Regions from separate parts of the Mus musculus genome. Here regions 1 and 3 are each linked to region 2. Evidence: chromatin loops called from intact Hi-C (ENCODE). Cell type or tissue: left cerebral cortex. All regions are shown on one strand. Region 1 overlaps Tgfa (transforming growth factor alpha). Region 2 holds the start of Tgfa (transforming growth factor alpha). Region 3 overlaps Tgfa (transforming growth factor alpha).

Evidence for each region. A loop is a pair of places that touch in the nucleus more often than their neighbours do. Peaks named below come from ENCODE experiments on the same cell type or tissue, not always from the same donor. Only the 100,000 strongest peaks of a DNase experiment are listed, where the experiment ranks them.
Region 1: a loop joins it to region 2, with 1.9 times the contacts of the local background. A loop is called at or near these places in 2 of 42 quality-filtered maps.
Region 3: it touches region 2 in a loop (2.1-fold over the local background); 4 of 42 quality-filtered maps call a loop at or near these places.

The regions. Positions count from the first base shown.
Region 1 is chr6:86,273,960-86,278,959 of GRCm38, reverse strand. It overlaps Tgfa (transforming growth factor alpha), which reads right to left. Exons shown (of 6, transcript NM_031199.5): 6 at 3,216-5,000. Among named protein-coding and RNA genes, the nearest start is that of Tgfa, 81 kb to the right of the region's middle. In left cerebral cortex, CTCF peaks have their summits at 1,144 and 3,069 (motif pointing left); no DNase peak of the experiment used is centred here.
Region 2 is chr6:86,192,273-86,197,272 of GRCm38, reverse strand. It overlaps Tgfa (transforming growth factor alpha), which reads right to left and starts at 2,051. Exons shown (of 6, transcript NM_031199.5): 1 at 1,728-2,051. The coding sequence starts at 1,767. In left cerebral cortex, CTCF peaks have their summits at 1,402, 2,196 and 3,276 (motif pointing left); DNase peaks (open chromatin) are centred at 1,847, 2,109, 3,256, 4,122 and 2 more places; H3K4me3 peaks cover 2,356 bases; H3K27ac peaks cover 1,710 bases.
Region 3 is chr6:86,265,231-86,270,230 of GRCm38, reverse strand. Tgfa (transforming growth factor alpha) reads right to left here. Exons shown (of 6, transcript NM_031199.5): 4 at 152-301. Among named protein-coding and RNA genes, the nearest start is that of Tgfa, 73 kb to the right of the region's middle. In left cerebral cortex, no CTCF peak of the experiment used is centred here; no DNase peak of the experiment used is centred here.

The DNA.
Region 1 (5,000 bases), 82 kb before region 2:
ATGTTGTTGTGCCAGACTTTTGAGTTTTGCCTTTTCTCTTACGTCAGTATTTTAAGTAGACCTTCAAGGAAACTTCTAGTTATAGATTAATGTTTTTGAGACTGCTTGTGTCTTCTCAGAGACCAAGTGAAAGCCACAGCATTGAAATGGGAGCTTAACTGCCTCTGTCAGAGTCCTGTCTTTCACACCCTCCTTCTCAGGATGGAAATCTCCCAGGATGCATCCGAGTCTACTCTCAGGTAAGGCTTGGGCGCAGCTGTAATGAAGCCTTGGCTATTTGACTAGCCAGCCATATTTACTTGGGTGGCCTTTAAAGCCACGTGGAAGGAAGAGTGTCACAGGATGCTTGGGGTGTGTTTCTGATGTAGTTGAAGATAGCATTTCATTAGATTAGAGGAAGGAGATGAAAATGAAGACCAGTGCTGGCTGTGAGCTTCACATACCAGGTCCCTGGGCTGTCTGTGTGTATATGCATGTGTGTGTGTGCATGTGTGTATCTGTGTGTGTCCATGTATGTATGTGTGTATGCGCATGTGTGTATCTGTAAGTATGTGTGTCCATGTATGTATGTGCATTGTGTCTCTGGGTGTGTTTGTGTATGTATGTATATGTGTATGTGCACACACGTGAATGTGTATATCTGTAAGTAGGTATGTTCATGTATGTATGTATGCAACATGCATATGCATGTATGTACATGTGCGTATCTGTAAGTATGTGAGTAAGATTCCAGATATGTAACCCAGCTTCATGTGGGTTCACAGTATTTGAACTTGTGCTTTCCCCAAGTGTGACAGTGCTTCACCTGCTGAGCCATCTTTCCAGTCCCTTAACCACATTAACATGTGAAATGCTGACACCATCATGTGTTTAATGTGGCTGTACCAGTCCCAGGCTCTCTGGAATTTTCCTGACACCCTTCCACCATGCCTTCTGTCATCCTAAAGGTCATCAGAGGCCGGGAGCGCGAGTGGGACCACATATTCTGGCATTTAGGATCACGTTTAGGTTTTTATTCTAAGAACCAGGCACCAGGCTGCGCACATGGAGACTGTTCTAGCTCTGCTTTCTAAGCTAAGCTGGTGGGAAGTGAGCAGATGCGCAAGAACAAGAACAAGCAGCAAGGCCCCCAAGTGGCAAGGTGAGGAGAAGCAGGGCAGGATGCTCACCCAGGACTTGACCTCTGGGTCTCCTTCTTGACAGGCAGCAGAAGTCCCACACCCAGCCTGGGGGCTGTGCACAATGCAGGGGGAAGGACACTCTATTTCAGGGTTGTGGTGTCTTCCTGGGATGACACCCATGTTCCCACAATCCTGCTCTGCCATGCGCCATGTGCTAGTGGTGCAGGCTTTTAGTGCCCCAGCTTCCCTCTCTCCTAGGGGTTTCCTGCAGGACTCCAGACAGAAGACCCAAGTACTTTCAGGGAATCTGCATCCCCGGGTATAAAATGTTCATCAGGCCCAGGGTTCTTGCAAAGAGGCCATACCCTGCTTCCTCCTCAGCACCAAAACTCAATTTATTTTTATGCCCAAGAATAAAATTCCTGTAAAGCTGTCGTCCATTTGTGCATAACATTGAGCACAAACCAGTGGTCTTCCTCGTAGGAGCATCCATTTTTCTTCAAGGTAATCAAGAAAGCAGCATCTGGGACCCACACAGGGATCTCCATAGCTCTGTCTCTCACTGAAAAGTGCTTGAACCAACTCTTTGATTCCTGATCCCTGGCTGTGAGCTACTGAACCCTACATGTGATGCCCATGTACTGGAGAGGCATAGAGATGGTTTGCTAAAGACTTACAGGGACTGGGTGGACAATTCTAGAAGCATTCCTTGCAGTTGGAGACCAGCAGTATGTCCCAAGGGCTGGGGCACATGAGAGACAGGCCTGTGTACCCTTTCTACAAGGCTGTGCGGAGAAGATCCAGAGATGTAGCCTTGGCATTTGGGTTGCTATGCATTGTAACTCTCTGCTGGCTAGTTTTAACTTTAACTCAACACAACTTAGAATCACTTAGGAAGAGAGTCCCAATGAGGACTTGTCTAGGTCAGGCTAGCCTGTGGCATGTAGGGGTCTGTCCTGTTTGTTCCTTGAGACGAGAAGACTCATTCACCCTGAGTGTGGGTGCCACCAGGGTTGGGCCTTGAACAGTGGGGGAGTGAAGAAAGGTCTCTCTCTGTAGTTCTGGGTATCCTGGAATCCAGAGGCTTGCTATGTAGACCAGGATGGCCTTGAACTCATTAAATTCTTTCTGCCTCTGCCTCTGAGAGTTGGGATTAGCGGTGTGAGTCACTATCACCCAGCTCCTCTCTGCTCTCGACTGTGGACGTGATGTGACACGTTGCTCCAGGTCCTTGCTTTGACCTCCCTTAGCAATGGTGGTGACCTGGAAGCTGAGCAAGCCCTTTTCTCCCCTAAGCTGCTTTTTATCAGTTTTTTTTTTTTATCACAACAGGATGGAAGCTAGAACAAACCCCACAGGGTAATTGAATGCCATTGCTCTGCAGTACTCTGCAAAGCTTTTCCTAAGAACAGCCTCACACAGAACCTTCCCGGAGTCCGACAGCACAGCCATTCTCAGCCTGGAGGATGTTAGCAGGGAGCCTCAGAAGGCAGAGCAGCAGGGGCGGACCCCTGGAATTTAGTAGGCTGTTCCCCAAGCTCTGTATTCCTAACAGTTCTAAGAAATATTAATATATAGCACACACAGCCATCCACACTGTCTGTCTACCTTCACATCTCATGGTTTCTATGAATGCTGTCAGGAAATAACCCAGAGGCATTTTCACATGCGGTTAGGACTCCCAGCAGACTGGTTCCTCTCTGCACAGGATGAAGTGATAGTTTTCCTCCAGGTAGTAGAAAGAACTTCATTAGGCAGACAGGGGTCAAGTACAGTCGGGTTTAAGATCCCCACAAAAATCATCTAGAGCTCAAGGAATGGCTTCATGCTTATGATTGTCTACTGTTCTTTCAAAAGACCTGAGTTAGTGTCCCAGGACTCATGTAAGGCTGCTCACAGCCTCTTGTAACACTAGATTCAGGGGATCCACTGCCCTCTTCTGGCTATTGACAGTAACTGCACTCAGGCACACACACTCCCGTATATAGACACACATGATTGAATACACATAATTAAGAATAAAAATAAATCTGGTAAAAAATTGGCTTTCCCCCCCTCATTCACATTCGCAAAGAAAATTTCGCTCCAGCCACATTAAAGAAAAACTTCAGTCTTGAGATTTAGGAAAAAAAAAAAGAGTTCATTCCTTCATCCTTCCAAACAAGGTACAATACAACTGAGTAACAATACACACTCTGAAAAACACAACAGTATCTTATATTTCTCACTACTCTTTTAAGTATAATTCAGATATTAAGGAAGAAAGCTTCTAATCACATTAATACATTACAGAAAACCAAAATTAACTTACCACATAAAATAAATTAAAACATTACATATTAACCTTCAGTGCATCATATACAGAAGTCAGAAAGATGAGTTCTAAAAACAGCATCAGGTTCCTTATAATAAACTTATTACACTGTGGAGAGGAGTTACTTTCCAGTTGTGTGTGTGTACATGCACACATGTGTGCGTGCAACACTGTGTCTTTGAGATAGATCAATGGCTTCAGGGAATACATCTGACACCAGAACATTAGAAAACAAACATAAGCCAGGTATGGAGGTACACACCTGTACTCCAATAGGCTGAGGCGGGGGAATCATGGGTTCAAGGTTGGCCTGGGCTATAGAGTACAACCCTGTGTGAAAAATGTGTTGTCTGGGGTGGCCTCCCTTTGGCCTTGGGAGAGAGACAAGTTTATTACTCATTACAGGACTGGGGCCTGTAGGCAGTGTCAGAGTGTTGCTGGTCTATCCAGTGCCTCATAGGCACTAGGAAACCTGGCCTGGGGACTTGAAGGGACCAACGTCACCATCTAGGACTCAGGGACATAGTCACTTCCCTCACCAGTGCAGGTGGGTGGGTACCAACCATGCCTCCTCCCCCCCTTTTTTGGGGGGGGAGAGGAAAGGGATGTTGGGATTATTGTTCCCACCTTTTTCTGGGGCACATGACAAACTAACTCATGGTTTGGTTCTGTGTATGTCCACCTGGAATCTATCTTTCATTTCAGACTGGGTCTCCAATTGTGCTTTTCCGTGGAGAAAACATGTCCCATGGTGTGTTTAAAGTTATAGCTAGAGGTGTAGAGGTCTTTCTAGAATTTTTATTTTAAAAACTTAGACTTTGTGTGTACTCATATGTGCGTGTGTGTGCGTGTGTGTGCGCGTGCGTGTGTGTGCGTGTGCGTGTACGTAGAAATCAGAAGACATCCTGGGCAAGCCGGTTCTCTCCTTCCACCAGATGGGATCCCAGGGGATTGAATTCAGGTTATCTGGGATTTTGGTAAGTGCCATTGCTAACTGAGCTGTCTCAATGTCTCTAGAATTAATTTCAGCTCATTTAATGGGAATGGCCCTAGTCCCCTGAGTCACTGAATCAACTGTACTGCCCTCTGACCTGCCTAGCTGCTAAGAGTGCTCCTGATTAAGTAGCTGTACTAAATATCAAGAGAGGGCCAGTGTGAACTGACAGGAGGGCGCTGGTACAGCTAACCAGGCCCATCTGTGCTGTGACATGGCACAGGAGAAGGTACACAGCGTTTGTCTGACTGACTTCCAAAATCAAAGTCACCAACGCAGCAGGGCTGTCATACGTCGGGGCAGGGACGATGTCCAACCGGACTTGTCTCAACCTAGTCTCAGCCTCTGACTCTGCAAAGGGTAGACTGATGGGAAGGCACTTCTGGGAGGTGTTTGAGCCAGCTGCATCTGTGTACAGGCACTGGGATGGTACTGGCTGCTGCGACTGGCTGGACCTGAGAACAGGACCGTTTGGACACTAAAGCTGAGGTCCTCCCGAGATCCTCTGCCTTCACCATCGAGTGCTCGTGCTAAGCGTTTACCACCTCTGCTTAGTCTTGGATGACAACAT
Region 2 (5,000 bases):
CAGAGAGCTCAACCACAAGAAATCCAACAGTCGGGTTTTTTTTGTTTTTTTTTTCCACAGTCAGTCCTCCAAACCACATCCCCAACCCCAGAGATGGGACTAATATGTTGACCACAAGTGAAGTGCCTTCCACATTTGCACTCCTTGGTCTTTAATAAGGTTGGCCCTCCTAGGACAGTGGCTCTTTGCACCGTTCTTTCTTCGTCTGTTAAATGGGAACAGGATGGCTCCTTCATGAAGTGAGCGTGCAAGCCAAGTGGGTGAACGAACTGGAGCCGCTTGGTCACACCACACAAGCATCCGCAGGGTTCTACTTGGTAATACTATTCTGAGGGGAGGTGCGGGGAGGGAAAGAAACATTTGGATGGGGAATAACCTGCAGGCTTCCCACCGGCTGCGAATTTCACAGCTTTAAATTATGAAGCTTTCATATATGAAGTGAAAGCCGACCATAGAATACACCCAAAAGGCAGCTCTAACAATAAGTGAGGAAATCTGCCCATAACTCACTTCAGGTGAGGGCAAAGCTGGGAACATCTCAACGTGTCCCCTCCTGCAGCAGAAGGAGCCTTTTTAATGCAGGATTGCCAGAGAACTGTGGATGCTTCCTCACTGTGACAGGCTGCTACTCTGGGCACATTTTAGGGAGGGGAGTTATAAACACCTTCTGGGGTCTATTGTCAATAGCGGGGGGTGGGGGGGGTGGGGGACGATTGCAAACATCTTACTTTCTAAGGCTTTAATTATTAATAGTTAATTAGAACCAGGTTCTCAGTTTCAAACTCGCTATATATGGCTGAGGGTAGTAGTATGATTCTATTGTTTCTACCTTCTGAGCACTGGGGTCACGAGCCCGGCGGGGAATCCTACCCAGGGTTTGGTGCCTGAAATACTCTGGCCACTGACTTACAGCTTCAGCCCTCTTACAGGGTTTTAAATGCTGAAAACATCAGACAGAAAGATTCACAAGGCGGCAGCAGTGACTGGGACACCCGGGTACTTCAGTCCACTCTGTCAAACAGACTCTGCACCAGGTAGCTGAGAGTAGCAACACACACTTGCGAGCTTCGAGCTTCGCAGCGGCCGTTCCTCCCACCACCCAGACACCAGGGGATTAGAGGGGGACGATTGTCCCCTCCCCCACTCGCGTTTATGTCCAAGAACCAACTCTGAGGAAACTGGTTATACTCAGGTGTTACTCCCGCCTCCTCTGACAGGGACACCAAGACTCCCATGTAAGCTCATTAACAGGACAATTAATCCGCACCAAAAAAAAAATTAAAAAATTAAAAGAAAATAAAATCACAAACCCACCCAACACCTAGGAGAGCTTCAAGTCGAAGGCTAAGGGTACGGATGCGCAACGCATGCTCCCGCCCCCAGGGACTCGAAAGGGGCTCAGGCCAGGGCCACCTAGGGGTCGCACTGGGACAACCTGCGCTTAGGCGGCTTTGAAGAAGCCCGGCTCGGCGACCAGCAGGTAGGCAGGAGGGCGTGGGCACCGGCGAGCCGACGACGCGCAGAGTAAAGTTCAGGCCGGATCTCACCTCCCGGCGGCCACCTCGCTAAGACTGTCCCCCACTTCACAGTTCTTGGTGACTCCCGGTGGCTCGCACGCTCCCACCCACTCCAAACACCCGCCTCTCTTCTGTTCTCCCAAGCGGACTCAAGAGAAACGCAGAGATCAGGCTGGAGCGGCCCGGGAACATCGGGTGTTGCCTACATACCCAGCGCTAGCAGAGCGAGCTGTCCGGTCGCGGGGACCATCTTCCGAGCGCAGGGTGCTGCAGCCACCGCGCTCCCTGCGGTTGGCGAGTAGCCGCGCGCCGCCGCGGTGTGCGCGGGGGAAAAAGGCGCAGGCGACAGGGCCGGCCCCCCGGCGCGCGGGCGGAGGGACGACCGCGCCTCCCGGTGGCACTGGCCGGCGCGCTGCCCGCGGCGGAAACGGGAAAGAGGTGGAGGTTCCCGCCACCTCTCTGCCTTAGGCGACCGGGGAGAGGCGGACCACCCTCCCGCGATGGGGCGCCCCCGAAGGCGCAGGGGTGGGGACTGGAAGCCGGGGGCGGGGACCTGCGCCCCGATCGCGACAGCCAGTCACCACCCTGGGCCAAGGGCCAGGCAGGAAGCGCCTGGCTTCAGACACCTCCCTGCAGTGCTTGCGCCCAGGGTCGCCGCCCGAGTCCCCTGCGTAGTAGCCGCGTCCAGGCTGTAGGCGGCGGAGCGGAGTCGCTCAGGATCCAGTCACCTGTGCTAGGGGCTTCTCCAAGACACGCTTGAGCAGGAGACTGGAGACCCAGGAGCTTGGCCAGTTACCTGGCAAGGTCTGACTCAAGAAAAGCGCTCTCTTCATAGTCAGCCAAACACTCATTAAAGTCGAATTTCCACCTGTGTCCCCATCCTTGCTGGCCCCACTCTGAGTCTCCAGATACATTGTGAAGATCAGGGAATCTCTGTGTACCATGAACTTAATCTCGCATCAACCCTACTGTTCCACTGCTTCGGGGAAGCAGGAGCCGGAACAAGAGCTGGCTTTGTTACAATTAAGTGCAGAACTAAGGAGAAGCTGGTGGTGGGGGTCAGCTAGATGGCCCATTCAGGGGTTGTGTCTTTGAGATGGCCCCTGAATATGAACTATGAGAGGGAAACACAAGAAGGGAAGACTTCTTTTGGATAGAGAATGAATGGCCTGTGGGAGTTTGGGGATGTGTGTGTGTGCACATCCATAGGGGACAGTAACTCCAGAGAGACCACGACTAGGCATAGAGTAATCAGACTGACCCCTCTCCTGCTTCCTGCTGCCTAGCTGCTCGAGAGAAGACCCACTCTCCTAGCAGGTGGGGCGTTGGTCGGGTGTGTTGGACTTGGGATTCTCTTGCTGTCTCTTTAGCTGGATGCTCAAAGTTTCAGAGTTGAAAATTCCAGTTTATTGTAAGAACAAAGGACCTCGTCGATTCCAAAAGAAGGCCCAAGCGATTGGCCCTAATGTGTGGGTACTGTGTTAATTAACCAGCTTTCTGTTGCTGAGACAAAATGCACGCGGTAAGCAACTTAAAAGGAGATTTGGTTTTCTGTTCTAGTTCATGCTCCCTTGGCCAGTCTTGTAGCTTTGGGTCTGTGAAGGGGAAGGACACAATAGTGGGGAGCATGCGTCTCAGCTCAAAAGCAGGGGAGTGGGTCCCAATATCCCCTCCAAGGGTACACTCCCAGTGTTCTAACTTCCTCCAATAGGGCCCCACCTACTGAAGTCTCCACCATCTCTCTCTAGCGCCACCCACTGGGGGCCCAACCAAGCAGCAAAATGAGCTTTTAGGGGAGGAAAAAAAAACCCCTCCCAAACCAAAAAAACCAAACAAGCCAAACAACAACAAACAACAAACAACAAAATGGCGTTAAGTCCAAGCATCCTTTTGTCTTAATTGATTGATTAATGTTTTTGGAGACAGGATCTCACTATGTAGTCTCATCTGGCTTTGAACTCACAGAAATCTACCTGATTCTACCTCCAGAGTGACAAGATTTGAGACCTGTAGAGCCACACCAAGCTCCAAGTTCCCCCCCCCCCTTTTTTTTTTGAAAAAAAAAAAAGTTTATATTGCTTGTATAAGTTTTTTGATGGTATATGGTACATGTGTGTCTGGAGTCTGATCCTCCAGAACTATATAGGACCTGCTCCTCTGGCTCCTGACCCCCTGGAGCTGGTAACATATGATTACATACTACCAAGTGCTGGGAGCTGCTGCAAGATAACACGGGCTCTCACCCACCGAGCCATCTCTCCAGTCCCACCATAAGAGGAACAGTTAAGACCTGCACCATAACAGATGGGATGGTCCAATACAAAGCGGTGTGAGTTTATATAGAAAGCCATCCCTTCCCTACACTGACTAGAAACTATTGTACTTCCTTCTTTATGCTTGTGACTGGCTAGTGAGGGTCCCCAGACAGTCATTTTCTCCATCCATTGCATAGAACTTTCCTATGGCCTTCAGCACGAGGGCTCACTTCCTTCAGTTTGACCTGGTCCTGTCCTGGGGCTTGCCTGTTCCCTTGGCTACAAGAGGCAAGGAATCAGGGCTGGGGACTGGAACACGTGCAGAGCAGCGGCTGAGGTTGGCTGCCAGCTGTCTGGGAATCAGATGTCCTGGTCCTCTGCCCACTGCCCACACACTGTTGAGGCTGGCAGAACCAAGCAAGTGGGCTGGTCCCCTGAAGGGCTAGAAAATATTTTAATCAGAAGATAATTTGTGGGGCTGTAGAGATGGCTCAGAGGTTAAGAGCAGTTGCTACTTTTGCAGAGGACTAAATATGTACAGTGGGAATTCTAGTACTCAACGTGGTGGTTCAAAACCATCCATAACTCCAGTTCCAGGAAACCCGGTGCCCTCTTCTGACCTCAATGGGCACTAAGCATACGCATGATACACGTACACACATACAGGTAAACACCCACATATTTTGCCAGCTTGCAAACTAGAAAGTACACAACTCCAAGTACATTCTTTCTTTCTGTCTCCACCTCTTCCTCCACTCTGTCCCTGCCTCACTGCCTCCCCCTCACACCTTCTTCTCTTCCCCTCTCTGTCTGTCTATCTTTTTTAGGGTGGGCCTTGTTATATAGCTGGGAACTTTCTATTCTCCTGCCCGGGCCTCTTCATTGCTGGAACAACAGAAGTGTGCCACCACACCTGGTTTAGAACATGCCCTAATACTTGAAAATCATTTGTTGTTCCCCAAGATTTTCTTGAACTGGTATAATATGGTTTTAGAACATTCCAGCTTTTTAAAAAAAAAACCTTTTATGTGCATATGTGTGGCGTGCTTATGCGTATATGCATGTTTGTATGTATGGGTGCCTGTGCACAAATGTGCACACATGCAGAGGCCAGAGGTTGAATCATCCTCATCTTTCCTTCTACCTCATTCATTCATTAAGGCAAGGTCTCTCAATCAAGCCCAGAGCTCACTGATCGGGCTGGTCTGCTAGCCATCTTCCTCTATGA
Region 3 (5,000 bases), 73 kb before region 2:
GTGGGGAGACAGTAACTGTCCTCGCAGCTCAGCCAACACCACTCTCGCGTCACAACGGCAAGCTGATGGCCCTTTTGTGTGGCCATACTTCAAATGCCCCTGGCAGAGCAGGCAGGTGGGGGACATGAACTCGCAGATGACAGATACTCACTGGATCAGCACACAGGTGATAATGAGGACAGCCAGGGCCACAATGGAGACCACCACCAGGGCAGTGATGGCTTGCTTCTTCTGGCTGGCAGCCACCACAGCCAGGAGGTCTGCATGCTCACAGCGAACACCCACGTACCCAGAGTGGCAGCTGTGGGAGAAAGGAGTGTTAGCCCGCCCTTGACCGAGGACTCCTTACCCAAGGCTGAGTTGGAAGGATCTGGGGCATTGGACAAGCCCCAAAGGGCCGAGGTATCCTTTGTGATTGGAGACACAGGTGTGGCGTAGTGAGTCTACTCTCCTGCCGAGGCGCTGCTTGCTGAGGGGAGAGGAAACTGATCCCCTGCTTTGCCAAGGACACACTTGTGATCGCTGTCCTTGTGCTAACTAACCCTGGAGTGCTAATGGCAGCACTGATGACAAGATCTCCATTTTGACAGGTGATGAAGCGGCTGGTTATCTTTACTCTGTGTGTGTATGTGTGTGTGTGTGTGTGTGTGTGTGTGTGTGTGTGTGTGTGTGCGTGTGCGCACGCGCTGGTACAGGTGCATGGGTGTATGCACATCTGCGAAGGCCAGAAGTCAATGTTGAGTCTCTTTATGTATTACTTTCTGCCTTATTTTGGAGACAATGTTTCTTGCTGTATCTGGAGTTTACCTAAATGGCAAGGCTGGCTGGCCACCAAGCCCCAAGCATCCTTCTGCCTCCTCAGTTACCAGGTTATATAGATTGCTACCCACAGGGGAGTCCATCCTCTCAGAGGATAAGGGGAAAGGCAGTAGGGAGAGGAGGGACTGGGTCAAGGGAGAACCGGGAGGAGCAGGAACAGTAATTGGATATAAAGTGATTAAATAAATCAATTAATGGAAGGAAAAAAGGGGGGGGCTCCAAAGAACAAAGACCACAAAAAGGATCTGGGCGCCTGCCACTGCTGCCACTGTGACAGGCTGGCTCCACAGCCATTTCAGGTGGAGTCCCTGAGTCCTCTCAGCTCCCAGAGAGGCTCATGGAGCTACAGGAGAAACAGGGTATGTTCTCTCAGATTATGGCATTTGTCCAGGGCTAAGCATCAGCATTTGGATGATGCAGGGACAGGTGGTGCAGGGGTTCAAGGTTAGTGGTAACCAGAAGATGCTGAACATTTCTACAGAAGCTACAGATGCAAGGGCACACAGCCTCCCTGGACCCATCCAGAGGTGGTTTGTAGTTGAAACTCAGGTACTTGAGTTAGTTTTATTGTTGTTTTGTTTTTGAGACAGGGTCTGGCTATGTAGCCTTGGCTAGCTCAAACTCATGATCCTCCTGCCTCAGCTTCTGAATGTCTGGATGACTGCAGCATACCACCAAGCTTGGCTGCTTGTTCTTTGGTTGGGGTTCTCTGATGCTTGGTGTGTTCTCTCATTTAATCTTGTCATGAAAAAGTCAAGTCACCTGCTGTCCCTACACCCACTCCCTTTGGGACTTGAAGGACATTTGTACTGAGTCCACGTCTGGGATCTGGCTCCCTCACCTTTGCCAGGCTGGTAGGCTTACTATGGTTTAGCCTTTTATCTTGAGAGACTAAAAAAGATGAGAGCTAAAGTTGATCATGGTGTAAATGGCTCATGTCCTTGGGAAATAAGAAAGCCAGGTCGGGAAAATGGGGAAATAAGAGAATGTCTGTCGGTCAGGCCGTCTATACTAACTCTCCTGGCTCAGTGCTGTGGAGGTACAGACAGGTTCTGTCTAACTAAACAAACAAACCTGAGGGGAAGCAGAGAGGAGACCCAGATCACTGGGTAGACAGCAGTCTTTCCCCAGAGGGCAGTTGGGAAATGGCAACAGTGCGACAGAACCCAGGGCCGGTTGGGGATCAGCTGTTGGCTTGGGCCACACAGGGTCTGAGTTGTTCGTATCTAGACAACTGAGACAGGTTCTCTCAGCCCATCCTCATGACCTGACTCTGGGCCCAGATGTCCCTACCTCCCAGATGCCACCTGAGTTATGGGTACCCTTTCTGTGACATTTGACAGCTCCTCAATGCAGGGTCTTAATCTACTCCTTTAACATCCTGCCAGTTTGAGTGGTCCACATGGTCCCTACTAGCCCTGGGGTAGATGTATGCAAGGGTAGCCACACACAGGTGCTTGGGCACCTCAAGTCTGGCATCTCTCACCTGAAACACAATTCCTTACTCTCCCGACACTACGCCCACAGACCACATTCTCCAAAAACTACATGCTTTCTACATTCATCCACACACCAGCCTGTCTACTTTCCCATGGCTCGCTCACTCAGTGCCTCCCAGACCCCATCCATCACCGGACATCTGCAGCTCCACCAGTGTCCACCCTCTCTCCTCAGTCTCCTTGCTCCTGGGGGCTAGCCTTGACCTACAAGATGCCCTGCTTCTTATCAGTTCCTCCTGAGTGGGATGAAGATAAAAAGTGACAGCTTGTCTTCTCTTTAATTCCCAATCTTCTAATATTAGACTTAATTATGCTGATTATTTTAAGCACAAGTCACACAAGGAGGGAGGAGTGTCACCTCACCTGGCCACAGATGAGTCACACCCTCACCCTGATGCCGTTTCTACCTCTGGCAGGCAGATAAAAGGGAAATGCACATGTGCGTGTATGCATGCATAATTGTCTAAAATTCATTACATAAATGGAAGAAACTGTAAAACAGTTTAAAAAAAGAAACAAACAATAAAAAAAACCTGAATTAAAAAAAAAAAAAAACCAAATCAACAATCTCAGGTTTGCTGGACCGAGGATGTAGCTCAGAGCAACAGTGTTGCCTAGCATTCACAAAGCCCTAGGTTCGATTCCCAGCAATACACATAAGAAAAGCAGAAAGCAAAAACCCTCTGCCCACCCACCTTAAATGGAGCACATTGATTTCTGTACCTCAGTGTCCTCAAACTCTTTCCATCCTGATGGTGCCTGGTGCGCTATGCTAACCAAGGCTGGATATTATCTCTGTACTCAATGATACTCTGTTTGTATTTTAAATTATATCCTCAGGACAGGAGCTCAAAGGTACACCACTTGGCACAGGCTCTGTAGCTAAATTGGCCTGTGTTCAAAGCCCTTTCTTCACTTCCTGTCTATGTAACTTTGAGCCAGTAACTGCTCTTTACCACATACTCCGCATCTTGAAAATGCAGTGGAAGTAAAAGCCGCCTCACAGTCAAGAGCAAGAAAGGAGTCTTGTGCTTATTAGTAAGCAGTGCTCAACACAAAGGCAGGCTATGTCTCTGTTAAATATGAAATTAGACAGCAGGGGATGGGTTGGGGAGACGACTCGGTTGGAAAGGGCTTGCCTTGCAGTATGAGGATCTGAGGCCAAGGACCAGAGTGAAACTGTCTCTGATGACATTTTGTATCAGTTTGTGCTTAACACGCATCATCCCACGGGGCTGGGCTGGGAGCAAACTCCCTGGACCTGTGGAATGAGAACTGAGCTCACCTGAATCAAGAACTAGATTCAGGGCTGGGTGTGGTTCAGTGGCAGAGAGCACTCGTTTAGCCCTGGGTTCCATTCCCAGGTCTGAAATAACAAAAAGAACTGGATCCACCCCATTCTACTATGTTTCCCATGGGGCTGGGAAGCCAGAGCCTCCTCTGTAGCTCAGAGAGGGGCCTCTTGGGACATCTTCTAGAGTTTTTCAGTGATGACAACAGAACTCACCCCCTGCCACCTCCGGGTGTTCTGAGCTTAAAATGCCTGAACGTGGACCTGAAGACCAAACCCTACTTAATTAAGTCAACGAATGTGGATCGTTGCGCGTGTCCAGAGGCACAGGAGCAATCCCTTTAGAGTTCTCACTTGATGTCCTGGTCCCTTCAGCTGCACACAGGGAAATGAAACTGAGGTTGAATGGGGCCAGGTCACATCTATGGGCCACTCAGGTCTGTCTGACCTCAGATCCCAAGAGACCCCCCACTGTATGCTTTGGGTGGAGGTGGGACAGGACAAAACCAAGGTACAATTCTCTCCAGTCCTGCCATGGAGGCAATGTCACACTACACCCGTGCTGGCATGACTACCTTGCTCCCCGACTCCTGTTCTGAGGCTGGTGGAGATGCCTGTGGGGGTTCCTATGCCGAGAACAAATCCCCCATCTGGCTCTGACCTCTGTGGCTGTAGGGCTGCCTGCCTGTGCCGGAATGGCGCTCACAGTCTGCTCTCTCTAGGTGTCTGGCTGTTCAGACTCCCTGGCATGCATTGTGGCCAGCCCCCTGGCCAGGGCATCAGAGAATGTTTTCTTTGAGTGACAGAGATGTGTTTCTCTGGGTTGCTGGCAGAGTCTTCAGTCACCAGGAACATTCAAGACAGGTGGGAAACAGTCTCCTGTGGTTCCCCATATTGCTCACCTGAGTGGACTCTGCCTCCTTCCGTCAGCAGACCCACCACTTGGCTATGCCACCTTGGTACAAGGGCAACCTCTGACCTTACATCTCTGGAGTTTTCTCTTTCCTGCATCCCTTCCTGCCATGATGTTGAACTGCAGCGAGATTTCTGCAACTTCAGATGAACAGTCCTGGGCTTGTCTGAAACAAGCCCATTTTGAGGCTAATTTTCAAGATGTCTAACTAGTGGTGGTTTTTTTTTAATTCCCTAGTTTTAGAGTATAAAAATTTTGCTTTAGATTTCCTGGGAACCTAATGACCTTATTCTTCTTGGAGTGTGTACTAAGAAGCAGTGCCCGCCTCTGCACCACATTCTCAGCTTGCTGGGGCTTCTTTATGAGTCCCTGGCAGATGGGGCCCTACCTCAGCTATGTCAGTTTTATTGACCAGAATGTTGCCTGTGTCAGCTCCTCCAAGCTGGGAAGGTCTTTAAGTGCAGGGACAGAATGTCCT